Linked DNA regions of Mus musculus: all the other regions are linked to region 1. A link is a loop called in an ENCODE intact Hi-C map of the cell type or tissue named here. Cell type or tissue: heart. All regions are shown on one strand. Links, peaks and the distances in the headings refer to the core of each region. The heading gives the core; the rest is flanking DNA.

Region 1 (10,532 bases), core at 2,533-10,532:
TTCTCATGTAAACCATGGGGGCAGACCCAGGTCATGTGCAAGAGCAACCAGTGTTCTTTTTCTTTTCTCTCTCTCTCTCTCTCTTTCTCTCTCTCTCTCTCTCTCTCTCTCTCTCTCTCTCTCTCTCTCTCTCTCTCTCTCTCATTTTTCAAGACAGAGATTCTCTGTATAGCCCTCACTGCTGTCCTGGAACTCACTTTGTAGACCAGGCTGGGCTCGAACTCAGAAATCCGCCTGCCTCTGCCTCCCAAGTGCTGGGATTAAAGACTTGCACCACCACTGCCAGGCACAACCAGTGTTCTTAACCATGACCTTGAACTTCTGATCCTCTTACTTCCATCTCCCAAGTGAAGAGATGTAGTTGTTACTGTCTGTATGTAGTCGTTACTGTCTGTATGTAGTTGTTACTGTCTGTATGTAGTTGTTACTGTCTGTATGTAGTTGTTACTGTCTGTATGTAGTCGTTACTGTCTGTATGTAGTTGTTACTGTCTGTATGTAGTTGTTACTGTCTGTATGTAGTTGTTACTATCTGTATGTAGTTGTTACTATCTGTATGTAGTTGTTACTATCTGTATGTAGTTGTTACTGTCTGAAACCTGGTGTTTTTTCATCTGGCCAATTTGTTCCCAGAAATAATGACTCTGAGACTTATATAAATTAATGCCTAGCCCAATAGTTTGGGCCTGTTCCCCAACTAGCTCATAACTTAATACCCTGTATATTCTATTCTATGAATGCCTAGTGGCTGGTTACCTGGTCCTCAGTTTGTAACTGTCTTCCTCTGTCTCTGAGGCAAAATTTCCCACCCCTGACAGTTTCCCAGAATCCTCTTTCTCTCCATTGGATATCCCACCTTCTGAAAACTCCTGCTTCAGCTCATTGGCCACAGGCTTTTATTTTATTTATTTATTTTTTTATTGACAGGTGAAGCTTCCATACATTGCACAAAAGATTCCCTCTTCAATGAGAGAACAAGGTTTGTGTCACCAAACCCAGAGCTTCATGGTTCCTAGGCGAGGACTCTCCCAATAAGCCGTTATTTCATCTAATGTTAGCACTATTTTAGGAAAGAGCTCACTGTGCCCTCCAAGCTGGCACGTAGCTGTCCAATTCTCCTGCCTCAGCCATCATTCATTGACCCCAACAGGGTCACATGCTTGCCCCTGAATCAATCCTGGTCACTTGTGGGCAGAGGATTGGGCTGGGCCGGTGTGAGGTGAATTTGCCTGGAAAGGTAGGATAGATGGAACTCAAGGTAACCCTGTGAGCTGAGGGTTGGGGTGCGAGCATTCTGGCCCCTGTGGCTGGGAGGAGGGGAAGGCAGGACAGGTTTCCTTCCGTGTTAAACATAAGAGAACAAACAGTACCTTCCCTTCCAGGGTGAGGGCGAGCATTTGTGGCGGAGGCATTCAGCCCACAGTTTGGCAGGGAGCGGCTGCTGGGTGACAGGCGGTTTCTACTTTAAAACAGTCACCATTATTACCACCGCTGCTGCAGAGAGGTGTCTAGGAGCTGGGAAGTTGTGATCTCCCCGGCTCAGGAGGGAACCAAGCCGAGGCTGAGCAAATCTGAGATGGAAACTCATGCTCTCCACTTCCTGAAAGCAGTCTGCCCCTGAGCCCCCTTGGAGTCTACCCCGGATGGATGGGATGAAGGAAGCCAGAGGTATCAGCCTGTCACTGTTCTTTGTCACAGATCTCAAGGTCTACTCTCACCAATGCTTTCTATAATCGCCACCCTCCCCCAAAACCCAAACAACCCGGGGTTTCTCTGTGTAGCTCTGGCTATCTTGAAACCCACTCTGTAGCCCAGGCTGGCCTCAAACTCAGAGATCCGCCTGTCTCTGCCTCCTGAGTGTTGGGATTAAGGGCGTGCACTGCACCCAGCCTGTTTTCTTTTTGTTATGGTGCTTGGGGCAGAACTCAGAGCTTCTAAAGAGATGGGTGAGCACTGCATGGTTGACCCAACCTCCAAGACCCTCTCTAGTGATTTGATCTGTTTGCTAGCCTGTTTCTTAAACTGCAGCATAGACTCAGTCTGCCCAAGCGCCCCCCCCATTGACGCGAGACTCCTCCTTTGAGTTTTCTTTGGCCACAGAGAGCATCTGCGCCTCCTTCACTGTTGCATCCCCAAAGGGTACCACAGCTCAGCAAAGCTCCTAAAGTTCATTCATTCATTCATTCATTCATTCCGGACAGGGTCTCTTGTAGGCCAGGCTGGCCTTGACTCTTGGTCCTCCTGTCTCACAGCCTCAAGTGCTGGGATGACTGGTGTAGGATGACATCACGTCTGGCTGTGTTCTGTTTTATTTTGCAACAGGAGCTTTTTTGGAGGAACCAACAGGGGAGGGCAGGGGAGGGGTGAGGGTGGGGACTCTAAGCAGAGGCCTTCCCACTGAGCCACACCTCCCAGGCTCTCTGCTTTGCTGGTTTCTGTAACATTCTCAGCAGAGTTACATTTGTCTACAGTTTATGAAGAAAACACTCTACCTAGTTCTCCAGAGCTTGAGAGATGCCTGTTACCTGTTCCTGCCCAACCTGGGCTACAGGGCAAGACCCTGTTTTGGGGGCGGGGAGGGGAGAAAGCAAAGCAATTTAAAACCTCAAATTCTGGCTAGGAGATAACTCAGCAGGGAAAAGGGTAAAGGTGCGAGCCAGGAAAGCCTGAGAACCTGAGACAGATCCTGGAACCCGTGTAAATATGGGCGAGAGCTGCCTCCCTCCACGGTGTGCCAAGGCATGCCCATGCCCCACTCTCTCTAACACAGTAAAATTGTCAAGGAAACCCAACCCTTTAGCCAAGGATGGTGGCTCCCACTTATGACCTCACCACTTGGGAAGCTGATGAAGGAGTATTGCTGGTATTTGGGGGAGGGTTTGGTTTCTTCCTGGGCCAGCCGGGCCTCTATGGCAAGGTCCTGTTGCAAAATAAAACAGAACACAGCCAGACGTGACGTCATCCTACACCAGTCATCCCAGCACTTGAGGCTGTGAGGCAGGAGGATCAAGAGTCAAGGCCAGCCTGGCCTACAAGAGACCCTGTCCCGAATGAATGAATGAATGAATGAATGAATTAAAATTAAATACAAAGAAGTCACCAGGTGCCGGGCAGTGGTATCATACACGTTTAATCCCAGCACTTGGGAAGCAGAGGCAAGCAGATTTCTGTGAGTTTGAGGCTAGCCTGGTCTACTGAGCAAGTTCCAGGACAGCCAGGGCTACACAGAGAAACCCTGTCTCAAAAAAACAAAACATAACAAAATGAAATAAAATAAAAGTCACCAGGCCAGCAGGATGGCTCAGTGGGTAAAGACACTTGATATTTGACACCAAGCATGATGGGTAGCCTGGGTTCAACCTCCAGGTCCCGTGTCTTGGAAGGAAGGAGAGAGAAAAACACTCATAAGAACATTGTTCTTTGTACTGCATGTGAGTGCTGTGCACATGTCCCCTCATAAATAAATGTAAAAAAAATCAGTTGTAAAAAATAACAGTTAGTATAATAAAACAATAAAACAGCCACATCTGTAGAATGTCCTCCATCTGAGACAGGACATCAGAGACAGTGGCCTGACGTTCTGAGTGACAGGAGGCCACAGTCTGGAAGATTGCTCTGGTTCTGATGCCAGCCCTGGAGCTGCCCGGCTATGACGTAAAGCCCCCTTCCTCCCGAGTCCCAGTTTATTCATCTACAGAATCAGAAGTCCCAGGCTGGGCATGAGGCTCAGTGGACGCAGTGCTAACCTAGCATGGGTGAAACTTCCTGCCTCCAGCGAGGCATAACCAGATGTGGCTGAATTTGTCATCCCAGTACTGGAGAGGAGAGGCAGCAGATTGGGAATTGAACGTTGTCTCCAGCTACATAGAGTTTGAGGTTAGTCTGGTTTATGTTAGACACTGGGCGGGGGGGTGGGGGGGGTGGGGGGGTGGTAAGAGGAGAGGAGAGAGAAACAGAGGGAGAAAAGAGAGGGACAGAGGAGGGGAGAAGGAGAGAGACAAAGAGACAGGCAGAGAGGCAGAGAGGGTGACATAGGTGGGGAGGAGTTGGGCTGGAAAAATGGTTCGCTGGCAGATGTTTGCCGTCCAAACCAGGCAACCCAAGTAAAGATGAAAGAGGAGAACTGATTTCATAAACTTGCTCTCTGACCTCCATCCTTTGTTATTTGCATTCACACACACACCCCCACACACACCACACACACAAACTTATAAATAAGAGAGTAATAATAATAATAATAATAAATAATAAAAAGATATGGTGGTGTTCACCTTTAATCCTAGCACTTGGGAAGCAGAGGCAGGCAGATCTCTGTAAGCTCAAGGCTAACCTGGGTTACATAGGGAGTTCCAGGCTAGCTTGGACTACATAGAGAGACTCTGTCTCAAATACATACATATGTATACATACATACATACGAAAGAAAAAAAGGATAAATTCAAGAGACATGCAACAATTCATTAAAGTAATAAATTTCATGTACAGTTTACTAAAAGTCCACATGCCTCAGAACTCAGTCAGAAGTGTCACTGTTTTTGCTGTTTTTAGCATGCTGTAGATTAATTAATTTTAATTAATTAAAATTAAATACAAAGAAGTCACCAGGTGCCAGGCAGTGGTATCATACACTTTTAATCCCAGCACTTGGGAAGCAGAGGCAAGCAGATTTCTGTGAGTTTGAGGCTAGCCTGGTCTACTGAGCAAGTTCCAGGACAGCCAGGGCTACACAGAGAAACCCTGTCTCAAAAAAACAAAACATAACAAAATGAAATAAAATAAAAGTCACCAGGCCAGCAGGATGGCTCAGTGGGTAAAGACACTTGATATTTGACACCAAGCATGATGGGTAGCCTGGGTTCAACCTCCAGGTCCCGTGTCGTGGAAGGAAGGAGGGAGAAAAACACTCATAAGAACATTGTTCTTTGTACTGCATGTGAGTGCTGTGCACATGTCCCCTCATAAATAAATGTAAAAAGAAATCAGTTGTAAAAAAAAAGTACAGTACTATTTACCTATTTGACTCCATACTTTGCTTTTTTTTTTTTTTTGAGGCAGACTGTTTCATGCAGCCTTTTCTGCATGGCCAGTTTATGCAGTGATGGGGATTGAATCCATGACGTTGTCGACGAGGCAAATGCTCTGCCAACAGAGTTATTCTAAGGCCATTATTTGACTTTATGAAGACAGGGTCTTGTTGAGTAGCCCAAGTTGGCCTGTACCCTTTCGTCCTCTGGCCTCAGACCCTGGGGAGGGCTCGCATCTGAGTCCCTGCCTCCACATCCAGTTTAGACTTGTTAAGTCTTTGCAAGACACCATCCTTGGGCTTCAATGAGCCATCACCCTTCTCTCTCACGTTTTTGTCTGTGTCTGGTCTGCTGTGATTCCCTGCAGGCTCCATAAACTCAGCAAAGAAGCACAATAAAGTCTGCTTAGTGTCTACACGTGATTGTGTCCTTAAGGGGGGCGGGGCTGAGGGCGCCTTGGGTTGTACTTTGGTAATCACACCTCTCCCGGACTCCCTAAGGCCCCAATGCTAGGACCCCCATGACCTGAGGACCAGGTGGCCCAGGTGTAGGCGACACAGTGCAACACTAACCATGGTTTGCAGTGCGCCCCTCCCGGGGTTAAAACGAGGCTCCCGGGCCACACCTGCACATGGCACCTGCTGCAGGGACAGAAAGCAAGCTGCTGTTGGATCCATTTTTCCTTCTTGCCATCACTTTTCAATCCATGCTAATCGGCTAGATTAAATTTATCTTTAGCTCTGTCTCGTGTTGCCCTGGACACCGCTCATTTATCCCAGGCCACTAGGTCAGAGGGACAGCGCTCTAAAGTAAGCGTATGAGTTCTCAAGTCTTTGGAGGCAGGGATAAGCACTCCAGGCAGGAGGAACATTCCAGGGGTTGGGGGTGGGGGTGGGGCAGTACAGAAGACACGTTATGGAACGATGGCTGTCTGTGGTCAATGAGTCTGCGCCGCCATGCCTAAAACATTTCAGTACTCCTCCTAGTGAGAAGCACGTGTTCCTACCTGGTCCAATTTCTTTGGTGGAAGTTCTTCCCTTAATCCAACTGCAGTGCCTCTGCTACAAACATCTTTTGCTGTGTATCTATTCATCCACGGACACATTGTCCCAGTGGACACATTGAGGTGCAGTAGTAGAAGAGGTGTCCGTGAAGGCGCGGGGGTCGGGTCCGGTGCGCTCCACTGTCCCCCCATCCGGGGGCCTCCACTCCGGGCCGGGTGAGTCAGCCCCGGGCGGCTCCCGCGTCATCCAGGCCGCTCTGCTCCACGCTATTTCGGGCTCCGGGCACTATAAATAGAAGCTCTCACAGCCGAGGCGAGCCAGCCCCCCTCTCTGCTCGGGCCCCCTGTGTCCCCGGCCCGCCGCGATCGCCGTCACCGCGGCTAAGTTTAGAGGCGGGTGGGGACGCCGGCCTGGTCACTGTGGTCCCCCACCCTCGCCGCCGCAGGCGGAACCTTTGAGGGTCTCCAGCTGTCCAGCTCCTTTTTAGTCCAAGCCCCCAGTTCTCCATCCCTTCTGGAGTGCAGAGGGGAACAGAACCGTACTTGATACAGGAGGAAGAAACCCAGGAGGAAAGCTTGACCGGGATGCTAAGAGAGATCATTTGAACTCAAAGTGGGATCATTTGAACTCAAAGCCCCCGAGTGGGAGGACCTCGATCTGGATATGCAAGGCTCAGTGCAGAAATTGAACACAGAAAGCAAACTTGGGGATGCTGAAGAACTAGGAGGAACTTTTCCCGCCCTTGACTAATGCAAACGACTCAAAGTCACAGCCGTGGGCGGTCGGGACGCAGGTTGGCTGCGGTAGGGATGCTCGCCGCCTTCCCGCTGGGTCCTGAGCATCCCGCGTGGTCCTTCCCAACCCACCCGAGAATCCTATAATAGCGGGGCGCAGGCGACCCCTGGCGGTAGAGACGAGAGTTGCAGGTTCAAGACTTGGGATACCTTTGCCCTGTGGGAGAAACACATCTCACACACGGAGTTAGGATTCTACTTAGCTTGGTATCTCACACACGCTCGCTCTCTGACATTTCAGAGATTCAGAGACACGCGTCCTTGTATTTTATTTTTTAAATGGCATGTAATTCTGTTTTGTTTTATGTGTATGAGTGTTCTGTGTACTTGGTACCTTAGGAGGTCTGAAAAGGGCGTCAGATCCCCTGCAACTGGAGTCACAGATGGTTGTGAATGCTGTGAATCTAGTCCTCAGCAAGAGTAGTCAGTGTTCTTAACTTCTGAGCCATTTCTCCAGTCCCTGGTTCTTTTTTCATGGGGGAGGGGGTAGTGGGAGAGTCTTCCTATGTATCCCTGGCTGATATGGAAGTCACTGTATAGATCAGGCTGCCCTTGAACTCACATAGATCGCCTGCTTCTGCTTCTCCAGTGTTAGGGTTGACACCAATACATCCAGAGGTTTTGGTTTTTTTGTTTGTTTTGTTCAGGGTCTTGCTTTGTGGCACAGGCTGGGCTGGAAGTCACTAAGTAGGACATAAGCTAGTTTGGAACTTGCTCCAGTCCTCCTGCCTCAGCGTTCTCGGTGCTGGGTTTACATGCGTGCTGGTGGTTGCCACCACTCACTGCGGTCTTACTGCACCCTTTTAACCTCAGCAAATGATTCCAGGTAGAGAAACTAAGGCATTCAGTGGGAACTTGCCTCTGTCAGCGCTTCCTTCACAGAACACACGGTTCAGGCGCGCCCTCTAATGGCAAGGCTTATGCACGGCACTCTGATTCCTTGGCAGCTCAACCCCTTTCCTTCCTAGGATCAACGGTTACTTACTATTAAATTTGATAAATTAACTAGTTTTGAGTCAGGATCTTATTTTGTAGCTCTGGCTGACCTGGAAATCACTCTGTAGGTCATGCTGTCCTCGAACTCACCGAGATCCGCCTGTCTCTGCCTCGTGTGTTGGGATTAAATGTGTGAGCCATTTCGCCTGGCTACTATTAATAGTTCTGTTTTGTATCACACTTCCAAAGGCCTGGGGCCATGGCTCAATAGTAGTGTCTCTGCCTAGAATTCACAGCGTAGGCATGTGCTTGTACACACACACACACACACACACACACACACACACCTCACAACTAGGAAAACATTAAAAAAGATATAGAGGGATTACATATGATGACCTTTGGGCGTGCCCTCTCTCAATACACGAAGACCAAAAGAAAATGGAGAATACGTTGGTAAATGCATGCAAAATTTTAAATGGAGAATTTTTAAAAGTATGAACTCGAAGGAAAGATTTGCAGCCTAATGAAGTGACTAACAGCATCAGCCCTTAAGCATCACTCCAACAAATGGGCGGTAATCAAAAGATGCTCATCTCCTTTTCCTCCCCCTTTTTAATTTAAAAAACCGTTGAATTGCTCATTTCGAAAAAATGGGCAAAGGATATGAGCCAATCTTTGTTAAAAGGAATAGGCAAAGGAAATGAGCAAGAACAAAAAATATATAAGACCATTAAACTATTTCCTTAGCAATCACAGAACTACAAGTTGGAACGGGGTGAAACTGTCCTTCCAGGAAATGAGTCATACTAAGTCATTCATGGGGCCCAGGTCTCGGAACACAGGTGTCCCTTCCTTCAGGAAGCCCGTCCTCACACCCCAGCTGGGTCAGGTGCCCCCTAACACGGGCTCAATGTCCTCTGGGCTCTCCCTTCCCGACCCTGCCCGCTCTGGGTTGTCCCTGTCTGACTGTCCCACTGGACTTTAAGCCACAGCTGTCGGTATCAGTCCCTGCTTGGGATGCAAGTGGGGAATGGCTTAGAATGAGTGAGTCAATGTCTGTGGGCTGAGTCCACCCACGCTTACAGGGAGGGCGTCCTCTGAAATCTCACCTCCCTCCTCTCTCTCTCTCTCTCTCTCTCTCTGTCTCTCTCTCTCTTTGTCTCTGTCTCTCTCTCCTTTCCTCCTTTCCCTCCCCCACCTCCTTTGATCATCACTGAGCCGGATCTGGAGTCTGGGAAGCGCTCAAGAGGGCCTTGGAACACAACTACTTGAAGTCAAAGTCTCCCAGGTACCAAGATGCACAAGCTTCCATCCGCCCCAAACCACAGCGGTCCTCCAGGACCATAGAGAGCAGCGCGAATAGAGTTCCCCGCTCTAACTCCTCCGGGGAGCAGCGAGACGAGCGAAGGGCCAGAGCGGCCGGAAGTGAGTCTAGCAGGAGTTGTGCTGGCTGTGCTGGCGTTGTGTCGCCTCTGTTTCCCCCCGTGGTATTTCCTTCTAGGCATCGGGAAAGACCAGGTGAGTTTTGGCAGTGCTTAGACGCAGAGCTAGGACCGAGAGGGACAGGGTGGAGGTGGATGGAGGCCGGGGATTGATGATTGGCAGCGGAAGAAGCCAATCATTGCGGAGGCTGAGACTAGGCCGGGACTGGGCGAGGCGAAAGCATCCAGGTGTGCCCCTGGGGGCGGGGCCAATTGCCTCTGAGCGAGTGTCGTGCGGGAGTAATAGCAGGTAGGCGGGGCTATAAGACCCGTAGACCAATCCGGAGTGAGAAGGAGGAAAGGGGCGGGCCCACTGGTTGGTCCTCTGGAACCTAACGCTAGCGAACCGGGCAACCTTTTGTGGGATGGGGTGGGGATACCACTGTGAGCCAGAGTTTCCCTCTGGAATATGGAAATGCCTACGACGATGTCGCCACGCCTTTCAGGCCCCAGATGGACCCTGGGAAGGACGAGGAAAGTCGGCCACAGCCCTCAGGACCACCCACCAGGAGGAAGTTTGTTATCCCACTGGAGGAAGAAGAGGTGCCCTGTGCAGGGGTAAGAGCGAAGACTTGGGGGCTCTTGGGAGTTAAAAGGATCCCTGGGACTACGGTGTGAGTTTAGGCTTGGGTTGCTTTGGAAAAATAACCTGCCATGCTCTGCAATCCTCGGTTTGCCCGTTGGTAAAATGGCATGACAGGGTGGTTAAGGGAGAGGCTGGCAGCTGGGCAATGGCCAGTGATAGCTTTTGTTTGTTTAGTTTGGGTCTTCGATTGGGTCACATGTTTCCTGGGCTAGCCTTGAAATTGATGTGTAGCTAGGGTTGGCCTTAAATCCAGTTCCTCCCATCTCCACTTCCCAAGTGCTGAGGTTATAGCAATGGAACATCCTTTTGTTTTTTGTGTGGATGTTTTGCATGCCTGTATGTCTGTGCACTACATGCATGTAGACCTGCAGAGGCCAGAAGTCATTGGCTCCCCTAGACCTGGAATTGAATCCAGATCCTCTTGAAGAGCAGCCAGTGCTCTTAACTGAGAAGGCATCTCTCTGGCCTCTAAAACATGTCTTTGTGCTGTCTGTACACACATGGATGAGTGCTGTGAAGCTCCTGTGAAGGGCAAAAGATAACCCGTGGGACTTGATTTTATCCTTGTACTGTGTAGATCCTCAGGACTGAACTGAGTGAGGTCACGAAGCTGGCAAGTACCTTTACCCACTGAGCCATCTTGCCTGCCCCCCCTTCCTTCTTTCTTTTCTTTTCTTTCTTTTTTTCTTTCTTGAGCCTTGCTAT
Region 2 (10,188 bases), core at 1,490-9,489, 100 kb before region 1:
CGCCACCACATCCGGCCTTTTCTTTCTTTTTTTTAAATTAAGAAAAAACAAGGTATATTTTTACTTATGTGTATGGGTGTGTGCCACATGTGTGCAGGTACCCTAGGAGACCAGAAGAGGGAGTCAGATCCCTTGGAGCTGGGGTACAGATGGTTGTGAGTGACAGGGTGCTGGGAGCCAAGCTCAGGTCCTCTGCAAGAGGAGGAAATGCCCTTAACCTCAGAGCCAGCTCCAGCTCTGGAGGGTTCTTTTTTTGGGGGGAGGGGGTGTTTGAGGCAGACGTACACATTGAGATCAGGCTGGCCTCAATCAAATGCATGTGATTTTCCTGCCTTAGCCTCCACAGCAATAAGATCACAGGTATCTACCACCACACCTGACAGCAGTGACCCACCCTTTATTTCTTTTTCCTTTTTTAAAAAAAATTATTTATGTATTTATTTATTTTATGTATGTGAGTACACTGTTGCTCTCTTCAGACACACCAAAAGAGGTCATCAGATCACATTGTAGATGTCTGTGAGCCACCATATGGTGGCTGGGAATTCAACTCAGGACCTTTGGAAGAGCAGTCAGTGCTCTTAACCACTGAGCCATCTCTCCAGCCTGACGACCCCTTTGTTTCTTTAGTCTGTGGCTGGCTGGGCTCTGCTGGGAACCTCCTCTGTGGGGGTGCAGGAGCTGAGTGACAGGTGGCAGGTGCCACCATGGAGCATTGGTACCACTAGTTCCCATGGCTTCTCCCTGTAGTCTTCTCCACCAGGCTCCCAGCCTGCTCATCACGGTCCCGTTCAGCAGGAAGTGGGTGCTATGGGCCATTAAGGGCAGGGCCTGGATGTGCACAGTGTTATCCCTATGGCCCTGTCAGTCGGATCAGCCCTGAGTGCCGGCCACAGACAGTGCAGGAAACATAAACTGCCATACTTGACCACAGTGCAGGCACCCTTGGATTTGAATCCTGGTATCACCACTGATTGGCTGTGTGATATTCAGAGCGGGTTGCCCTCTCTGAGCATTTATTCTGTATTTCAAAATCAGGCAAACATCTGGCCTTTGTTGTGCATGTCTGTAATGCCAGCCCTGGGAGTCTGAGGATAGGAGGAAGTATGTTCAAGGTTCATCTTGGTTACTAGCCAGTTTGAGGTCAGCCTGGGCTACATGAGATTCTGTCAAAACAACAAAAGGAGGTAGTCATAAAACTTAACCCCAAGATTCCTGTATGATAGTGGAAGGCTCTGACCTAGAGCCTGTGGACTGGTTGTTTTCAGTGGCTGGGAGGGCATGGAGTCTGTTGTCATGTGAGAATAGGGCTTGGTACACTGATAAGGACTGTCTGCCCTTGTGTCTCTGCTTTGTGATTTCCTCTGGGTGTGTCCTGGGCACACCATTACCTTTCTGCAGAGTAGAGTACTTATGACTGATGACCAGTGCCCTCTGCATGCTCTGAGGCCAGTCGATAGCATGGCCCACAGCCAGCCTAAGGAACCTGGGCAAGTTATTTAACCTTTCTGGGCCCTGGTTTTGTACTCTGTTTTTGAGTGTCCTGACACTTTTATAAGTTATTATGACAAAGGAAAAATATTTTTTTTCTTTATAAAATTAAGGGTTGAACTCAGAGCCTCAAGTATGCTAGGCAGGGGCTCTACCACTGAGCCACACCCTAGCCCTGGCCTAATCCCTACATGCTATTGTAAATGTTAGTTGAAATACATAAAAATTTGGTGCCAGCTTTCTTTTTATTGTCACCATCATGGTAATGTCAGCTCTCGTGCTGTAAGCACCTGTTCTTGCTCACACTTAGGACTTGCAGCTTGCATGGGTTGTGAGCCCTACATTGCAGTTGGCCCTCATAGGCTTACTACTTACGCAAGTCTGGGCCTCCTCTCTCCAATTCTAGCTTGCTGGCAGTGGCTATTTGACCAGAAGCTTCAGTTAGAGCCGAGCTTGGTGCCACACGCCTGTAATCCCAGCAAATGGGAGGCTGATGCATGAGGTACCTGCATGGCACTGGGCTCCAGTGTGAGGCCCTGCCTCAGAAAACCAACAAGAGTGGGCAGGTGGCACACACCTGTAACTTCTGCACTCGGGAGGTAGAGGCAAGAGACTCAGAGTTCACAGGCATTCGTCCTCAGCTCTGGACTGTTATAGGTCAGCCTAGGACTCATGAGGCCCTTTCTCAAAACAAAGCACTTCAGCAGCAGAGGCACACAACAGGGGAAATATAAGCTCATATTGGGAAAATAGCTGTGAATAGAGACAAGTGAGAAAGTCAAACTCACAAGGTGGCTGTGAGGGGCGGGGCCACCTGTGAAAGCACCCAGTGCCCCAGTCTGCCTGCAAATGCTCCATGCTGAAGCACACCTTCTTATACACTGAGGGTTTGAGTTTCCAGAAAGAGAGGCTAGGTCTCCTGCAGCAAGGGAAGGGCTGGACCCAGGCCACCAGATTGTCTGGGACCTTTCCAGCTCCTAATGGCCTGGGGGATGGGAGTCATGCTGCAGGGAAGCTGGGCACTAGGCTGCCTGTCAAGACACCCTGGGAAGACCACAGCCTCGGCTCTCAGTGGAGTTGGCAGGCTCCTTGTTACTGTTGTCTTTAATATTGTTTTGTAGTGGACAAGGAACCTAAAACCCCATGTATACACCTGCTCCAGCACTGGCTGTCCCCTCAGCCTCTACATGGAGGTGTTGTCCCCTGAGCTTGTGGCCACTGGCTAGTCCTTCTGTGGGTTTACAGCCTAAGTTATATTTTGCTAAAAAGGAATGTATCTGTCGTGCCTCTTGGTATTTGGTTTAGAGAAGTTGAGTGATACTGCGGCATGCATGGGACCACAATAGAAAATGCATTCCCTTTAATCCCAGCACTTGGAAGGCAGAGGCTGGCAGATTTCTGAGTTCAAGGCCAGCCTGGTCTACAGAGTGAGTTCCAGGACAGCCAGGGCTACACAGAGAAGCCCTGTCTCGAAAAACCAAAAAAAAAAAAAAAAAAAGAAAATGTGTTCCCTATAGACAATGGGGGCACCACACTGAGTGGGAGCCTAAAGAGAGTCTAACAAGCAGAGACCTGTAAACACTGCAAGTCACAGTATTACCAGATGTGAACTTAAAATAGCCAGGGTTAAAGCTGAGCCTGGGGCTCAGTTGGTAGAGTGCTTGCCTCCATGCAGAAGCCCCGGGGTCCAGGCCCAGTGTGTATAAAGGGTGTGGCTACACACCACCTTACCCAGCACTCTGGAGGTGAGGCAGGAAGATTAGAAGCTCTTGGTCATCCTTGGCTATCGTTTGAAGTCAGCCTGAGCTACATGAGATTCTTCAAAAAAAACCAAAACAAACCAAACCAAAACAACAAAAAATAAAACAAAAAACAAAAATACCTAAGTGTATATGTTAAAAAGATAAAAAAGAATAATAAACACAAGTAAAACTCAGGATTGCCAAGAAACTGGAAAAATGGAACCATTAGAACATCTAGAAATGACAGCCCCAACCAGTCACCCCTCAGTTAGAGAACTAGGCTTAGCCAGACATGGTGGCACTTGCCTGTAATCCCAAAGCCTGGGGAGCCAGGCAGGAGATCTCAAGTTCCAGGCAAGCCTGGGCTCTACAGTGAGATCCTATCTCAAAAACCAAAGAAATAGCTGCTGCAGTGGCTCACACCTGTAGTCCCAGCACCTAGGAGGTGGAGGCAGGAGGCTTAGTTGGTTCAGGCCAACTGGACTCCTGAAAACCATCTCAACAAACAAATATGAAGGAAAAAAAGAGAAGAAAGACTAGTGCTGTTGTAGCCCAATAGTTGTGTGCTTACTTAGCATGCACAAGGCCCTGGATCCACCCCCAGCAACACATACTCGCAAATAGAAAGTACCATGGAGTGCAGTGTGCACATCTTTTTGTTTTTTGGGGTTTTGTTTTTGGTTTTGTTTTGTTTTTTTGAGCCAGGGTTTCTCTGTGTAGCCCTAGCTGTCCTGGAACTCACTCTGTAGACCAGGCTGGCCTTGAACTCAGAAATCTGCCTGCCTCTGCCTCCCAAGTGCTGGGATTAAAGGCATGCGGCACTACGCCTGGCAGTGTGCACATCTTTAATCTGAGCACATAGGCAGAGATAGGTGATCTCTGTCAACTGAAAGCCAGTCTGATTCAGGCTAGACAGAGCTCCATGGTGAGACCCTGTCTCCAGGAAGGAAGTTATGGAGGGAGGGACAGGCAAATACTGGATTAAGTACAGCTGCATAATGGTTGGCCAAGCAGCAGGTAGGTGACCTGTAGGCACAATGTGGCTTTGTGGGTACTTGCCTGAGATGCCCAGGGGTGCCACCTACATGGCCTGGCCCAGCTGACCTGGGGAAGCACTGGCATTTTTATTTTTAATGCTCTCCAGAGAAAGTCACTGCCCTGAGATCTATTTATAGTCTTGAGAGTGTCACATTAGCTCCTGTGTGTGGCAGCCAGGCTGTTGACCTCCAAAACTTAAGATGCTCTCCTGCTAAGCAAACACTTTCCTGTGTGTGTGTGTGTGCATGCGCGTGTGCGTGCCTGCGTGCCCTTCATTATTACCAGTTATGTATCTTGCTAACATGATATATTTAAGTATTTTAAAAAAAACAATTAGAAGGGGTGGCATTAATTATTTTTTATTCTTTCTTTCAGTCTTTCTCTCTTTCTTCTGTTGTTGTTTTTAGAGGCAAGGTTTCTCTGTGTAGCCCTGGCTGTCTGGAACTCTAGACCAGGCTGGCCTCGAACTCACAGAGAAACACCTGTCTCTGCCTTCTGAATGCTGAGATTGAAGGCGTGGGCCACTATGCTTGGTCTTCATTTTAGAATTTTTTTTATCCATGCTACCCACCCTCCCAGTGGTTTTGTGTACACAAAACAATGTCTTCCTTCAGTTGTGGTGTCTCACATCTATAATTCCAACCCTCAGAAGGCTAAGATAGGAGGATTGCTGATAATTCAAGGCCAACCTGGGCCAAAGAGTGAAATCCTGCCTCAAAAAACCATAGCGGTGCTCACTGTGACCCCCCCCCCCCCCCGCTGTAGGTCTGGGCTGACGTTTGGATGCTCCACCCCACTCTTGCTGCTTGACTGAGTGCTGTGCTCCTATACCCCAGCTCCTCAGAGGCTGGTGCTGGGCGCTTGTGAGTTTAGGGACAAGCTTGGCCACTGGGCCTGTCTGAAAAGAAACAGTTTTTAATCAACCGGGGCTAGGCTTGGTGGCACACACCTGGCATTTGAGAAGTGGAGGCAGGAGGATCAAGACTTCTAGGTTATCCTCAGCTACTTAACAAGTCTGAGGTCAGCCTGGGCTATGTGAGATTGTCTCAGAACAACAGAGGGGGCATATAGTTAAGTGCCTAGCCTGCTTCTGTCTCCATAGCTACAAAAACAATCAACCTCTTCAGGTCCTCCCACTGTGTTTGAAGGCTGGTTGATTTATAGTGCTGTATCACACTCTCCTTACTCAGGCTGCCTGCAGTACTCTGGATGGACAGGAGAGGGCGCCTGGGTCAGTTCTTCAGCTCTGTGCTGCATCTGGGCTTGCTCTAGCTGCATGGCAGGCACAGAAAGCTGACTGAATAGCTCCCTGACAGTGGGTGTTTCCAAAAGTCTTTGTACTCTTCTCAAGTTTATTGAAAACCAGCCAGTAAATCTTAACCAAACCTGCAGACAGACCTCCTGCCAGCTAGACAGTAAAGCACCTCTCAGTGGTTTGGTGACTCTATCTTCCTCTTGCTGACTTTTTCTTTTTTTAATTCAGCCAGTTCTCGTGACCTCAATAAGGCGGCTAGAGCTGTGAGCACCAAGCTTCTTATTTCTTTTCTTTAACTGAACACATGCCAAGTGCCTGAGGAGTGGAGAAGATAGCGTTGGAGCTCCTGGAACTGCAGTTGTAGACATCTATCAGCTGCTATGTGATTGCTGGGAACTGAACTCAGGTCTTTGAGAAGAGTGGTCAGTGCTCTTAACCACTAACCATCTCTAAAGCCTCACACCATGCATTTGATCCTTCAGGAGGCACCTGTGGGTGCAGCTTAGTGATAAAGTGTGCACTGAGGCCCTAGGGCTTAGTGATAAAGTGTGCACTGAGGCCCTAGGTTCTATGCTGGGGAGTGGGGGTGAGAGCAGCTGGCCAGGCGTGGAGAAGCAAGCCTGTAAATGCAGCCCTTGAACTGCGCGGGGTGGGGGGGGTGGGGGGGGTGGGGGGGCTTTGTTGGCCCAGGGAGTGGCACTATTTGGAGGTGTGGCCTTGTTGGAGTGGGTGTGTCACTGTGGGTGTGGGCTTTTAGACCCTTGTCCTAGCTTCCTGGAAGTCAGTATTCTCCTAGCAGCCTTCAGATGAAGATGTAGAACACTCAGCTCCTCCTGCACCATGTCTGCCTGGATGTTGCAGTGCTCCCACCTTGATGACAATGGACTGAACCTCTGAACCTATAATTCAGCCCCAATTAAATGTTGTCGTTATAAGAGTTGCCTTGGTCATGGTGTCTGCTGACAACAGTAAAACCCTAAGAGAGTCTTAATGTGTAGCTCAGGCTAGTCTGAAACAGTCTTAATTCTCAGCCTCAATTCCAGGCACTTCAGTGAACCTCTACTGTGGCCATTATAAGTCCCACAGATGAAGAAACTGAGGCCTTAGGGCAGGAGGTGGTAAATGGCTTCAAGCCAGACAGCCTGACTCCTTGGTGGCCTTAACCACAGTGCCCTAGGGCTCAACTCCAGCTCCATTCCTCAGGCAGCCCTGCTATCTCCCATCAGATTGCTACAGTCCTTGCTCACTCCTGGGATGATGAGCAGGCAAGCCTTTGAGCCATGCCTGGAGCACCCCACACTTGCACCCCTTCCCCTACCTGCTGCTCTCCACATTTGCAAAATGGGAAGCAGATGCACTATGCCAGTCACACGGCAACTAAGCAGCAGGTGCAGGACTGGAACCCAGGACCACCCAGCCCTCAGCCTCCAGAGCTCACAGGTGTCCCTCTCCTGAGCCCAGCTGGTCTGTCCAGATCTGGGTGGGGAGCCTAGGCAGAGGTCGTTCTCTGGCGGAGTCGTTAGGAGCCTGCTTTAGTCACCACTCCTTGTATTTAGTGTCTGCGGGTGCCAGGAGCTGCTGTAGAAGGAAGGACTGTGAGTCAGCGGGACAGATGGTGTGCATGTGTGCGTGTGTGCACACCTGTGATCCCAGCCTTCGGAGTCAGAAGCAGGAGGAGTTCATGGGCAGCCTTGGCTATACAGGGTGTCTGTCTATATGTCTGTCTGTCTGTGTGCTTGTGTGCCTGGTGTCTGTAGAGGCAAGAAGACTTGGGGTCTCCTGGAACTGGACTTACAAACTGTGGGAGCCACCCTGTGGGTATTGGGAATAAAACCCGGCTCGCCTGGAAAAGCAGCCAGTGTTCTTAACTGCTAGGCCATCTCTCCGTCTCCCTAAATTTTGAATTTTATTTTTATTTTATGTGTGTATGTGTGTACCTGCACACATATATATGCACCATGAAGGCCAGAATCAGCTGGATCTACCTGTTGTGGGTCCTCTACAAGAAGAGTTGAACTGTCTCTCCAGGCTGTTCTTTTATTTTCTTGAGGCAAGCTCTCATTACATACTAGCCTCATATTTGTTATCCCCCTGCCTCAGCCTCCTAAGTGTTAGTAGGAAAGGTCTGTGGCACTGTGGTTAGGCCGCCTCAGAGTGAGTGTTGAGCTCACTGGGAGACAACCAGAGACAAAGCAGAGACTGCTCGGAGCCATGTGATAATTTACTGACCAGTAGCAACAGCGGTAATTTAATTATGCTATTTCTTGACAAATGATGCTAGATATCTTATTAGGAGTTTATGGTGAGCCTGGCTTTGTGAATGGGGAGTGTTCCATAGAGAATCAAGTCTCTGAAGCAGCACAGGCTGAGAAATAAGTCCTTCTTGTACCCAAACCACTTCACTGGGGTTTCATTAATACTATTCATTCTTTTGTATTTTTTTAAATTTGTTTTTGTACACTTACCTGGCAGGGGAGATACCATGATCATGAAGGTGGTTTTCCCAGAACGAGACTCATCCATTGCACTCCAAATGTGCTGACCCTGCAGTTTCTCCAAATGCAGGAAATTCAGAGTAATTTGTGGTGGTGGGGGATTGTGTTTGAGCTCTCCTGTGGAGGGTAGGGGAGAAAAGAAAAGATGTATTTTTATTACTTTATGTGTGTTATGTTTGGCCTGAGTGGATGTCTGTGCACATGCTTGCAATGGATCCTATGAGACTAGAGTTACAGAAGGTTGTGAGCTGTCGTGTGGGTGCTGGGAATCAAAGCTGGGTCTTCTGAAAGAGCAGCAAGTGCTCTTAGCCTCTGAGCCATCCCTCCAGCTCTTGTATGTAAATTCTGTAAAGTTTTTTGTTTGTTTGCTTGCTTGCTTGTTTTGTTTTTGTTTGTTTGTATTTCAAGACATAGTTTCTCTATGTAATAGCCCTGGCTATTCTGGAACTTTCTCTGTAGACCAGGCTGGCCTTGAACTCACAGAGATCCACCTGCTTCTGCCTCCTTAATGCTGGCATTAAAAGCCTATACCACCACGTCTGGATGAAATTATATTCTATGTTTTGTTTGTGTATGTGTGTGTGCCCACATGCCACTACTGAGCATATGGAAGTCAGAGGACAACTTAGAGGAATTGAGTTGAGGTGTCAGTCACTTTTAGTGACTTTTACTGTATCATCTTGCCCTTGCTAATTCTGGATGTGTATTCTTATTGAGATACAACATGCATGTAATACTAATGGCAGGCCTAAAGTGTACAGGAAACTGGTCATAAAGGCACAGTCCTGCAGTAGAAGCTCTTAGGAGGCTTTCTGCCCTAGGTTCAGTCCCAGCCTGGATTACACAGTGAGACCTTGTCTCAAAAACACAGTAAATAAGTCAAGGAAGGTGGCACGTGCCTGTGGTCTCAGGCAGAAGCAGGAAGGCGCTCAGCCTTAGCTGTGTAGCATATTTGAGGCCAGTGCATGCTACATGAGACCCTGTAACAAAACAAGGAAGCAAGAAAGCAAAGCGCATGATGGTCTACATAGTGAGTTCCAGATCAGCCAAGGCTAGTCAGTGAGACCATGTCTTAAAACAAAATAAAACAAAACAAAACCAGTTTAATAAACAATAAAAACTAAAATGAAGGCCGGGCGGTGGTGGCGCACGCCTCTAATCCCAGCACTTGGGAGGCAGAGGCAGGTGGATTTCTGAGTTCGAGGCCAGCCTGGTCTACACAGTGAGTTCCAGGACAGCCAGGGCTACACAGAGAAACCCTGTCTCGAAAACAAAAAAAAAACAAAAAAAACTAAAATGAAGACAGGAATGGTGGTGCATGCCTGTGATGCTCACAGCTTGAGAGGCTGAGACAAGACTATTCCTACAAACTCAAGGCTAGCCTGGCTCTACATGGTGGATTCCCAGGTCAGCCAGGCATAGTGAGACCATCTCAAAGACTCAGCTGGGCAATGATGGCACATACCTTTAATCCCAGCACTTGGGAGGCAGAGGCAGGCCAGCCTGATCTACAGAGTGAGTTCCAGGACAGCCAGGGCTACACAGAGAAACACCGTCTTTAAAAAGGAAAAAAAGAAAAAGAAAAGACTGTTGAAAGTACTTTCGTGCGCCCCCTCCATCTTCTCCCACTTAATGGTCTCCCACGATGCTAAGCTGGTGAAGTCGGGCACCTGCCCTCCCCTGCTCCTGAGGCTCTCAAGTGCTGAGGAGAAGCAGGGCCAGGCAGGGAGACCTCTGCTCTCCACTGGGCTTCATCAGTTTGCACTGAGAACCTAGGATCGGAGCCTCCCGGCTCACAAAAGCTGCAACCCTCCCTCTGCATTCTGGGAAGGAAAAGAAAGGGAGTTGGTCTCTTGCCAGAGAAGTGGGCGACTGCCGTGGAGAAAGACAGCTGGCCACTCTGTGTGGTGACCTACAGAGTGCCAGTGTGGCTGCTGGGCCTTTATAGCTTGTGTGCTCTTAACAGTCGGGGAGCAGGTGCTTGTGACCTGTTAGGGGCATGGCCTCCCATCTGAGGACCTCTGCTCTTGTCAGGTTTCTGCTCATTGCTGCTCTCTGGAATTTTCTTGTGCTTTGATGGATGTCTCTGGAGCTAGGCCTGATCCTTATGGTGCAGAACTACCCCAGCTACTCAGGAGGCAGAGGCAGGAGGATCATGAGTTCAAGG
Region 3 (10,532 bases), core at 1,419-9,418, 110 kb before region 1:
AGACAGCAGTGGCTGTGAGCTCTGTGGTCTGGGCCACGGAGCTGGGCGCCAATTCAGCACCGCTCTTCCATGATGAGCTGTTTCGTGATCGCTACAACCACACCTTCTGCTTTGAGAAGTTCCCCATGGAGCGTTGGGTGGCCTGGATGAATCTGTACCGCGTCTTTGTGGGCTTCCTCTTCCCCTGGGCACTCATGTTGCTGTGCTACCGTGGCATCCTGAGGGCAGTGCAGAGCAGTGTGTCCACCGAGCGCCAGGAGAAAGTCAAGATCAAACGTCTGGCCCTGAGCCTCATCGCCATTGTGCTGGTGTGCTTTGCGCCTTACCATGCTCTCCTGCTGTCTCGCAGCGCCGTCTACCTGGGCCGGCCCTGGGACTGTGGCTTCGAGGAGCGAGTCTTTTCTGCCTACCACAGCTCCCTGGCCTTCACCAGCCTCAATTGTGTGGCTGACCCCATCCTCTACTGCCTGGTCAACGAGGGTGCCCGCAGTGATGTGGCCAAGGCCCTGCACAACCTCCTCCGCTTCCTGGCCAGCAACAAGCCCCAGGAGATGGCCAATGCTTCCCTCACCCTGGAGACACCCTTGACCTCCAAGAGGAGCACCACCGGCAAGTCGTCCGGGGCTGTCTGGGCAGTGCCTCCGACTGCCCAGGGGGACCAGGTGCCACTGAAGGTGCTGCTGCCCCCGGCACAGTGAGCCCCATGCCCAACTGTCATCCTGCACCCTTCCGGTTGTATGCAAATGTGTGTAAATATGTCCATGTGAATTACAAGAAAAAAATGAGGTTTTTTTTTTCTCTCTGTCATCTTCTTCCACTATGATCCCCAATGATTCACTTAATCCCAGCAGGGTCTGAAGGGGGAACAACACAGCCAGGAGTTTGTCATCATGGGCGCCCAGATGGGGAGCCAGCCATGGAGAGTTTGGGATGAGGGGATAATTAAGCCAACTGCTTGGTTTCTGGCAGATAAGGACAGACGAGTCTGATCAGATGCTACAAGTGTGTGATTCCAGCTACTTGGGAGGCCGAGGAAAGATTTGGAAGTTCAAGACCCACTTGGACCACAAAGTGAAGCCCTGTCTCAAAATATTAAATACAACAAAGCCCGGGGATGTAATCTAGCAGTTTTTATCTAAAATTCCCAGTGAGGGGCTTGGGGCGTGGCCCAAGTGGGAGAGCCCCTGCCTAGAATCCATTCTGGTAATACCTAGCATGCTGGTAATTCCTTCTTGTTTGTATTTTGGAAAGCTATTTACCACAGTCTGGCTTTGAGGTTATGGTCTTCCTTCCTCAGCTTCCCAAGTGCTAGGCTTACAGATGTTAACTGCTATGTCAAGCAGATATTCTGAGATTCTACACAAACAGCATTCTCTCAGTCTCAGATGGTGAAGGAGGACAGGGACTGTCAAGAGCAGGTAAGAGCCAATCTGAGCAGCCTGCCTGAAGGAATCGTAAGCAGGGCTGGTTTAGAAAGGAGGCCCAGGACAGGAAGAGCATCCATTCATGCACTGTCTAATCACATCTTGCCTCAGAGATTAGGTTGGTCTGTGAAGACCAGATCCTGCTATCAGGGAGGTAGGACTAACAATAAAAAATAAACATAGCAAGACAATTCCCTTATCCCTTTTAAATTTAGTGTTTTTGTTTTCCTGAGACAGGGTTTTCTGTGTAGTCCAGGCTGTCCTGGAACTCACTGTATAGACCAGACTGGTCTCGATGCAGAGATCCATCAGCCTCTGCCTCCCTCCTTGGTGGTGGGATTGAGGGGCACCACACCCAGGGACAACTCCGTTTAAAATTATATTTATTTACTTACTGTGGGGTTGGTGTTCTGCCACATCACTGCTGTGGTGGTCAGAGGACAGCTGAGGGAATCAGTTCTCTCCATCCACCATGAGGGGTCCAGGGAGTCACTCAGTCTCCAGGCCTGGGGAACTTGACCTGCTCAGCTAGCTTACTGGCCCATCCATTGCCCCTCACTTGTTTTTGTACTAGAAGCTGATTCCGGGGTCTGCCCACACACCCATTCCCTCTTAGTCTTGGTTAGTTGCTAAGGCTGGTTCGGAACTCTTTGTAGTTCATACAGGCCTTTAACTTGTCATCTCCCTGCCTCAGTCTCTTGAATACCCAGGATGATGGGCCTATGCCATCAGGACCAAGTTGATTTTTTTGGACAGGTCTCATTGTGTAACCCTGGCTGGCTTAGAACCCAGACACCCCCTTTTCTTCTGCCTCTTGAGTACTGGGATTAAAGGCACGCCACCATGCCAGTGGGACCAGTTTGGGTTTTTTTGTTTTTTGTTTTTTGAGAAGGGACCAGTTTTTAGGACTTATGTTGAAGGAAGACAGTAGAAGAAACACAGAGCCTGAGGGATTGTGTAACTTGAGCCCATTCTGGGAAAAGGGTGCCCAAGGGGCCTGGGTGGAAAGGGCCTCTGGGAACCAGCCCACGCCCTGGTCCAGGATAGTCACTGAAGAGGCTGCAGGGCAAAGGGTGGAAGGTCTTACAGTGCTGGGTGGGGCCTCCCTGTTCCTCCCCTATCTGTCTATTCCCACGCCCAGGGTGGCCAGGGCTGCCTGCCTGATGTAGCTAATGATATCCCTTCCTCTTTGTGTCTTAATGGGTGATCCAGATGCTTCGGTGGCTCCTTTCACCAAATAGGAGGGAGAGGAAGTGCCTGGCTCTGGCTAGCCTGCTCCACCCCTGGAGTCAAGAAATGGCAGATGTCTCTATGGTGTAGAAACAGGCCGCTGAGATGGGAAAATCTCTCTCTCTCTCTCTCTCTCACACAAACACACACACACACACACACATACACACACACACACAGAGTGTCTCTCTCTCTCTCTCATCTGAAAAGTCCCATGGAACCCTTCTCAGAGAACTGAGGAGAAGGCGTGAAGAGGACTGGGGGCTGCAAAAGCACTTAGTAAAGAAGCAGGTTTGTGGGTAGGAAAGGTGAGTGGAGTGGAGGGGCTTCAGAAAGCACTGATTTGGGAAGGAGATTGAGATGGAGGCATCTCTGCATGGTGGTGCAGGCCCCAGAACCCTCAAGACCAGTGCAAGAGGACCATAAGTTTGAGGCTAAACTGGGTTGTATAACAAGATTCTGTCTTTGCAACAAAGCAAGACAAACAAAATGTATTGAACACCTACTGTGTGCTGGAAGCTGTTCTGAGAACTAAGGACACAATCAGAAAGGAAGATTTACATACCAGTTTAGAGGTTTCCTAAAGCCTTCCCAGAGATCCTAGACTCCCTAGGAGGTCCTTTGGCCACCAGGGTTAGAAGATGACCCTGGACTTCGACTCAAGAAGTGTTATCTCCACCCTGAGTCCTGTGGAAGCTTGAGCCTCAGTTGGGATGTCTGTAGAATGGGAAGTGGCGACTCTGAAGACATGGCTCCGTGGTTAAGAGATGGACTGCTCTCCCAGAGGACCTGAGTTCTGTTCCCAGCACTATGTCAGGTGGCTCACAAATACCTGTGATTCCAGGTCTAGGGGCTCCAGCGTCCTCTTCTGTCCTCTGTGGGCAGTACTCATGTGCACATACCCCACACACAGGTACACACATATGCACATAACTAAAAATGAACAGTGAAGGGGAAGGTGCTGTCCAAAGAAACCATGGAGCTCACCAGACACACGTCTTCAGAAGGACTCCTGCAAAAGTGGTTCTCAACACTCGGGACATTCAGGGCTGGAGAGATCGCTCAGTCGGTCAGAGCACTAGCTGCTCTTCCAGAGGTCCTGAGTTCAATTCCCAGCAACCACATAGTGGCTCACAACCATCTGTAATGGGATCTATTGACCTCTTCTGGTGTGTCTGAAGACAGTGACAATGTATTCACACATTAAATAAATAAATAAATAAATAAACAAACAAACAAATCTTTAAAAAAATCCGGACATTCTTAATAATTTAGATGTCAAGGTCACATATGCTCTTCCTGATTTTTTTTTAAAGATTTATTTATTATTACATGTAAGTACACTGTAGCTGTCTTCAGACACACCAGAAGGGGGCATCAGATCTCATTATGGGTGGTTGTGAGCCACCATGTGGTTGCTGGGATTTGAACTCAGGACCTTCAGAAGAGCAGTCAGTGCTCTTAACCACTAAGCCATCTCTCCAGCCCTCCTGATTTCTTCCCAGTAGTGGACATCGAACCCAGGGTCTTATAAAAGCTAGGCAGGAGCTTTTACCAAACACAGCTACACTTTGCCTCTTTGATGGACATCTTATTTTATTTTTGTACATTTTATTTTGAGTCAGGACTCACTAAGTTGCCCAGGCTGACCTTGAATTCATTATGTAGTCCAGGCTGACCTAGAACATTCCATCCTCCTGCTTCAGCTTCCTGAGTGCTTCCATGACAGCTGTGTGACACCAGGCCCAGCTGCCACCAATATAAATGAAGCACGGGTCCCCTGATGCGAGGACTTGACCAAAGGCACTGATGGGAAAGTCCGGGGTCCCTTGGCTATGTGTCACCAGTTTTTTCTCTTGATAGCCACGACCCCTCTGCTCCTTTGCCTTCCGGTCCCTTCCCGTCCCCAACTACCCATCCTCACGCCACCATCCAGGAATTTCTCTCAACTAAGTCTTGACTTTGTTTATATGATTTTGCTCCCTGCTGGGTAAGGGAGGACAGTCTGGGACATGTCCTTAAAGTTCCTTCCTGAGCCAGCTCCCTGGGGACCCTTACCCTCCAAAGGAGGAAGTCAGGCTGCTTGAGAACCAGTGATATTAGGCAATGTGGTGGCTGAGAAGCCCCGTGTCACCCCGTTCTTATGGGACCCTCAGTCTTTCACTCGGTTACTTGGGAAAAGGATGGATTAGCTGTAGTGCACATTTGGGCTTTGCGGGACATGCTCTACATGTAGTTACTTCCTGTGTTTTACATTCAGGATTCACACACAAAGCTGACTAGTAGAGCCACTCAGTGAGCATGGCGCAGCGATAGAGTCACCGCCTAACCCCCTCCCCCCTGGGAGGAGCTGGAGTCTTTTGCTCAGTGGTGGAGCCCCCCTCCTAAGATGGGAAATGCCTTGGGGTTCAGAGACACAAGCCTCACAACACAGAAAACACAAGACAGGTACTGTTATGTGTGACATTTTGCTCACGGGGATGCTGACATCAATGCTGGGCCGTGTAGCGCAGGGCTGTGATCCCAGCACCGCACTGCGGCACAGACACAGGAGGATCAGGAGTTCCAAGGACAGCGTAGGCTACACATTGAGTTCGGAGCCAGGCTGGGTTACACGAGACCGGCTTTTAAAAACAATTAGGGGAAAAAAAACAACAACAAAAAAAGAACGAACCGATTTCCTGAAGGGTTGAGTCACTCCTCCAACTTCAGAGAGTGAGTAAAGCGGCAGGTCTGTATGACTACGCGCTGACTCGCTCCCCTCCCCGGCGAGGGCACTAACCGCCGGGAAGGCGCACCCCGACTCTTTAGACTTAATTGGGACTCACCAGGCGCCTCCTATGGGCAGGGAAATCGACTCAGTACGTGACATCACGCAAGACGCGGTGACGTCAGTACGTCGGGACTAGGGCTCCGGCCACGCTCCCACGAGCGGCCGTTTAACGGCACCGCCCTCTGACGCTTCACTTCCGCCGCACATTTGCATACCCAACGTACGGACGTCGAGGCGTCGACGCGGCGACGTCACGAGCGCCCGCCCCCCCCCCAGCAGACAAACACCCTCCCCACCACCTCCGCCGCGAGCGTGCAAACGCACGCTCCTACGTAGGCACGTAGGCAAGTCCTTCCTTACGCAAGCACGCACGGCCCACGGGCGGGTGGGGGAGGAACGGCGAGGTCGGCGGCGCCCCGCCCAGTCAGCAAGGTTGCGCGTGCCCCAGGGCGGCCGCCGAGATGGTGGTGGGCGCGTTCCCCATGGCGAAGCTGTTCTACTTGGGCATCCGGCAGGTTAGCAAGCCGCTGGCCAACCGTATCAAGGATGCTGCCCGCCGCAGCGAGTTCTTCAAGACCTACATCTGCCTACCGCCAGCCCAGCGTGAGTCTCACCCCAAGGCCTCTAGCCCTTCCATTCCCGATCTTTCTAGTTCAGGGGAACGGCGTCTGTGCTTGACCAATCCCGGCGCGAACCGGCAAAACGCTATAGCCAATGAGGATGGCTTCTGCTAGAGGGGCGTGTCACTGACCCAATAGGGAAGAAGGGAGAGCAGTCAGGGGCGTCACCGCGCGAGTTTGGAATGCAAGCCAATAGAGAAGAGGGCTTCTGGCGGTTGACGTCTACACCAGCCAATAGGATGAGGTGTGAGAAACACCAGGGTGGAGCTTATTGTCAGAAGTTAGGGGCGGGACCGAGAAGAAGTCCCCTTAGCGATCCGCTTCGGAGCCATCCTTAAGAGAGACACTTGACTACAGAAACCCCAGTTTGTCCCTCAGTTTCCCTTCGGCCCTGTGGGTGATTTGCGTATCACCCTGGGTTTAGAGCACAGAGCTTGTGCGTTAGTTTTACACTGAGTTAGGGTCGTGATAGTGTTGGAATCTTGCGACCTGGCAAAAGGATGAACCCAGAATGGGCGTCCTTCCGTTTATTTATGAGTTTCCTCACACCGATCCTTTTCGTTCGGTAGCCGCACCGTGCAGGCTTCTTAGCCCGACACTGGGAAAGATACGGTCCTAATATGTCCGCATTATGTCAGGAACTGTAGGCAGACTCGAGTTTAGAGCAGCCGGGTGAGCCAAGGGAGTCTCCTGAGCAAAGACCTCACTTGCTTCGCAAACGCACCAGATGTGTGCTCCTAGAAAAGACTGATCTCTGTAAAGCAGAGACGAGGGGGAAGTCTTTGTAATTTACCGAGAACTACCGTTCATGTTTGTCCAACGCCCCATGTAGCTTATAAATGATATGATGAGTGTTTGTTTTGAGCTGACCCTGCTTATAAAACAACAGGGTCTATCTACGCCAGTACCAGTCTGTCGAACCAAGACTCATACAGTGACAATCTAGATGGGATGGCAGAGCCCACTAGGTACCTGACCTGACATAGAGTACAAAGAGCACTTCCGGGTAGAGGGAATATTCCAACTGAGACTGAAGGGTGAGGAGAATCTCACCAGACCACTGAGGGACATTGTTGGCTCCAAGGGTGGAACATAGGCACTAAGGGGACCCTTGACTTTTCTCCTCCACATGTGTGTTTAATAAGATTCTTGGTCATTTTGGGTTTTGGTGGAGCTTCTGCCTGGGCCAAAGGTCTTGCAGTGGAAATTTTGGGATTTTGAAGCAAGAAATGATGGTATAGACTCACATCCCAGTGTTTGGGAGGTTGAGACAATAGGAACAGGTCAGCTACCTTAAGATACCTGATTGAGTTCAGTCTGGGCTACATGAGACCTTGTCTCAAAACCAAAGATAAATAAATAACTAAACAGACAAACCAGCCTGTCATGGTGGTGTACGCCTTTAATCCCAGCACTTGGGAAGCAGAGGCAGGTAGATCTCAGATCTCTGAGTTCAAGGCCAGCCTGATCCACAGAGTGAGTTATAGGACAGCTAGGGCTGTTACACAGAGAAACCCTGGCTACAAAACAAAACAAACAAACAAACTGGTCCCATATGTTTGTCAATCTCAGCACTTGGAAGGCAGAGGCAGGAGAGTCAGTGCAAGTTATGAAGTATCTTTACTTATAAAGTGAGTTCCAAGATCTGCAGGACACAAACCAGGGATGACAACTTAAATTTATAGAAGAAAAAAGTAAGCCATCGCAGGCAGGAATTTGGTCACTCTCCAAGATCACACTCCATTACAGTCAGTTCATCATGGTAGAGGCTTGTGCCAGAGCCTAGCTGTGGACTCTGGACCTCCTGGCCTGTTCAGCTTCCTGCTTTTCTTCCAAGTCCTGGGACTAGTCTTAGCTTTGTGGTTTAGGGAACGGCTTTACCCTGCCCCTTCAATGATGACTTTGGGCAGGGGAACATAACCCACCTGAGCCTCTGTTTCCAGTTCTGTACAGAGGCTATGGAGAGACAGGAGCAGTTAGTGCCTGCCTACTGTGGTCCAGTCTGTATTCTCCCAGCCTGTAGGGCACCTAGTCCTTAGTGGCTGCAGTGGCCTTGCTCTCCCACTGTATGGATGTCCTCTGTGCATTTATGCAGCCTGAAATGCTGTCTTACTGTGAGGAATATGAAGATGTAAAGAAATCCAGGCCTCAGGGATTCCTATCGTCGAAGATAGGCCACAACCAGAATCAATGCCTAAAATATAAAGTAGGAAGTCTAGCCAGGCATGGGGACACATTCCAGCACTTGGGACTCGGAGGCAGGAGGAGTACCTTGAGTTTGAGGCCAGCCTGGACTGTAACATAAGCCTCAGTTTCAAAACCAAAAAATAAAAGCCTGTTAGGTGGCAACAACTTTTGTGGAAGAAAAGAAATGAGGTGAAAGGAGCTCTGTAAGCAGGGGTTCTTCAAAGGTCGCCCTGCCTCTGCACATGGAATGGAGGAGACCAAGGCAATTCGGAGAGCGCTCACGTGAGGACCGGGCCTGACCACTGGAAACACCTGGGCTTTTTGCCTGAGGGGCAGGGCTCATTAGAAGGTTCTGATCCTATGCCTGAGTGTGCATGTGCTTTGCATGTGTGTATGGTGAGTGTAAGTGTGAGTGTGTATGATGAGTGTGTGTGAGTGTGTGTGTGGCCTTGAAGATGGAACACAGGGTCTTGTGTGCACTGGGTAAGAACCTTACCACTGAATCACAGCTCAGCCTCAAGGCATAATTTACTAACTTTTTGTGACTGGCTCTCACGTAGCCCAGCGGGCCTCACACTTGCCATGTACTAGAGGATGACCTCAGGCTTTTGATCCCCGTCTCTCACTGCCACATGCAGGTGTACAGGCATGGAAATCTATACATCTTACTGTATGGCTTCAACAACTTCACTGTTTTGTGTTCCCCTGTGAGCCTTCCTTGCCCACTCTACTGATCCCTCCTCTTTCCAGCCAGCCCTCTTTATTTCATGACTCTTTCTTTCCTTGAGACAGGGTTGCCCTGGCTAGTCTACAGCTGGCTGTGTGGACCATGCTGAACTCAGAGAGACCTCCCTGCCTCTGGAGTTCTGAAATTAAAGATAGTGCCTTATGGCTAGGTAGTGGTGGTGCAGGTGCCTTTAATCCCAGCACTCAGGAAGCAGAGGCAGGCAGATTTCTGAGTTTGAGGTCAGCCTGATCTACAGAGAATGTTCCAGGACAGCCAGGGCTACACAGATAAACCTTGTCTCCAAAAACAAAGAACAAGATGGCGCATTATTATTATTTCTAAGTCCGTTGAGTTGGTTGGCTGTGCATTGGCAAGGGGTTATGGTAGCCTGACCATTGCATGAGCTATCAGTGAAGAATAAGTCTCCCTTCCTCCAGCAACTGTTAACTGCAGTAGTTCCTTAAGGCAGGGTGGGGCCTGGGGAGTTACATTTTAATAGATCTTTGGTAATCATTGCCTGAGGGTGGATGCCTCAAGGAGACAGCTTACACAGTCCAGCTCGGTATCCTTTAATCTGCAGTATGACTTGGCACTAAAAAAAGTTCACTAGCTAAGCCTGTAATGCCAGCCACTCTGGAGGCCGAGGCAGGAGAATTGAAAGTTCAAGACCAGGCTGGGGAGTAGAGTGCATTCACAACCAGAACATCCTTTGAGACCCTGTCTCCAAAGAGTGGAAAAGAGAAATAAGTAGCTAAAGCTGAATCACAGTGGTGGGGAGCTTTCTAGTATAGAGGTGTGGTGGGCCAGGCATGCTGACAATGCCTACCACGCCAACACTTGGAAGGTGGAGGCAAGAGGAGGAGCGGAGTTTGAAGCCAACCTGGGCCACTTGAGGTCTGGTGCCCTGCTCTCGAATTCTCTCTGCCCACCCTTGTCATTCATGACATTGACATAGTTCTGCAGAACTTTCCCCAATTGGCTCTGAGTTGTGTGTCTTTGGCAGGGATCCCACAAAGTATAGTGTGTCCATATCTATCTGGGGAAGGATAGGTTTGGGATACACGAGATTTTGTGGCTATGTACATGTGTGGCCGTGGTCTTGAAATGGTGTCATGAGTCATGGTTAGCAAGTCAACCTTCCTTTCCTGTCAGTGGTGATTGGTCTGGAAATTTGTTCAAAGGTAGAGCTGGCAGGAGTCAGGTGGGAGAGAATAGATGGCAAACAGGCAGAGGAGACTCGTGTGCTGTTGGAGATGTTCTGAGCTTGGAGAGCCCCACCTAGCAGGGTCCTGCTTTCTTTCAGTCTGTTCTTCCTTTCCTCACAGTGCTAAGAGGCTGTGGCTGTGGCTCAGCGAGTTCAGCCGTGAGTTGTCGCTCCAGGTCAGGCCTCTCTCCCACTGCTGATCCATCTGAGGATGTTGGCGCTCAGCCCTTGTGTTGTGCTTCACTTTGTTCTAAGACAGAGCCTCACTCTGTAGCCCTGCCTGGCCTGGAACTATGTGGACCAGGCTAGCCTTGAACTTGAGCTCCCTACCTCTGCCTCCTCCTCAGTGCTGGGATTAAAGGTGTGC

The links. Peaks named below come from ENCODE experiments on the same cell type or tissue, not always from the same donor. Only the 100,000 strongest peaks of a DNase experiment are listed, where the experiment ranks them.
Region 2: a loop joins it to region 1, with 6 times the contacts of the local background. A loop is called at or near these places in 13 of 42 quality-filtered maps.
Region 3: it touches region 1 in a loop (2.6-fold over the local background); 12 of 42 quality-filtered maps call a loop at or near these places.

Annotation. Positions count from the first base shown.
Region 1 is chr7:19,335,919-19,346,450 of GRCm38, forward strand. Ercc1 (excision repair cross-complementing rodent repair deficiency, complementation group 1) reads left to right here and starts at 9,153. Exons shown (of 10, transcript NM_007948.2): 1 at 9,153-9,278; 2 at 9,688-9,799. The coding sequence starts at 9,695. In heart, for the core only: CTCF peaks have their summits at 6,935 and 9,151; DNase peaks (open chromatin) are centred at 6,313, 6,903, 8,723, 9,443 and 2 weaker places; H3K4me3 peaks cover 4,872 bases; H3K27ac peaks cover 4,613 bases.
Region 2 is chr7:19,234,147-19,244,334 of GRCm38, forward strand. The region is part of intron 1 of Opa3 (optic atrophy 3); the gene reads left to right. It overlaps Gm25134 (a small nuclear RNA gene), which reads left to right and starts at 7,984; the gene lies at 7,984-8,143. In heart, for the core only: no CTCF peak of the experiment used is centred there; DNase peaks (open chromatin) are centred at 2,475, 4,375 and 5,485; H3K27ac peaks cover 4,481 bases.
Region 3 is chr7:19,222,555-19,233,086 of GRCm38, forward strand. It overlaps Gpr4 (G protein-coupled receptor 4), which reads left to right. Exons shown (of 2, transcript NM_175668.4): 2 at 1-1,622. The coding sequence ends at 698. It overlaps Opa3 (optic atrophy 3), which reads left to right and starts at 5,835. Exons shown (of 2, transcript NM_207525.3): 1 at 5,835-6,030. The coding sequence starts at 5,889. In heart, for the core only: a CTCF peak has its summit at 5,490; DNase peaks (open chromatin) are centred at 2,607, 4,827, 5,547, 6,177 and 2 weaker places; H3K4me3 peaks cover 3,299 bases; H3K27ac peaks cover 3,450 bases.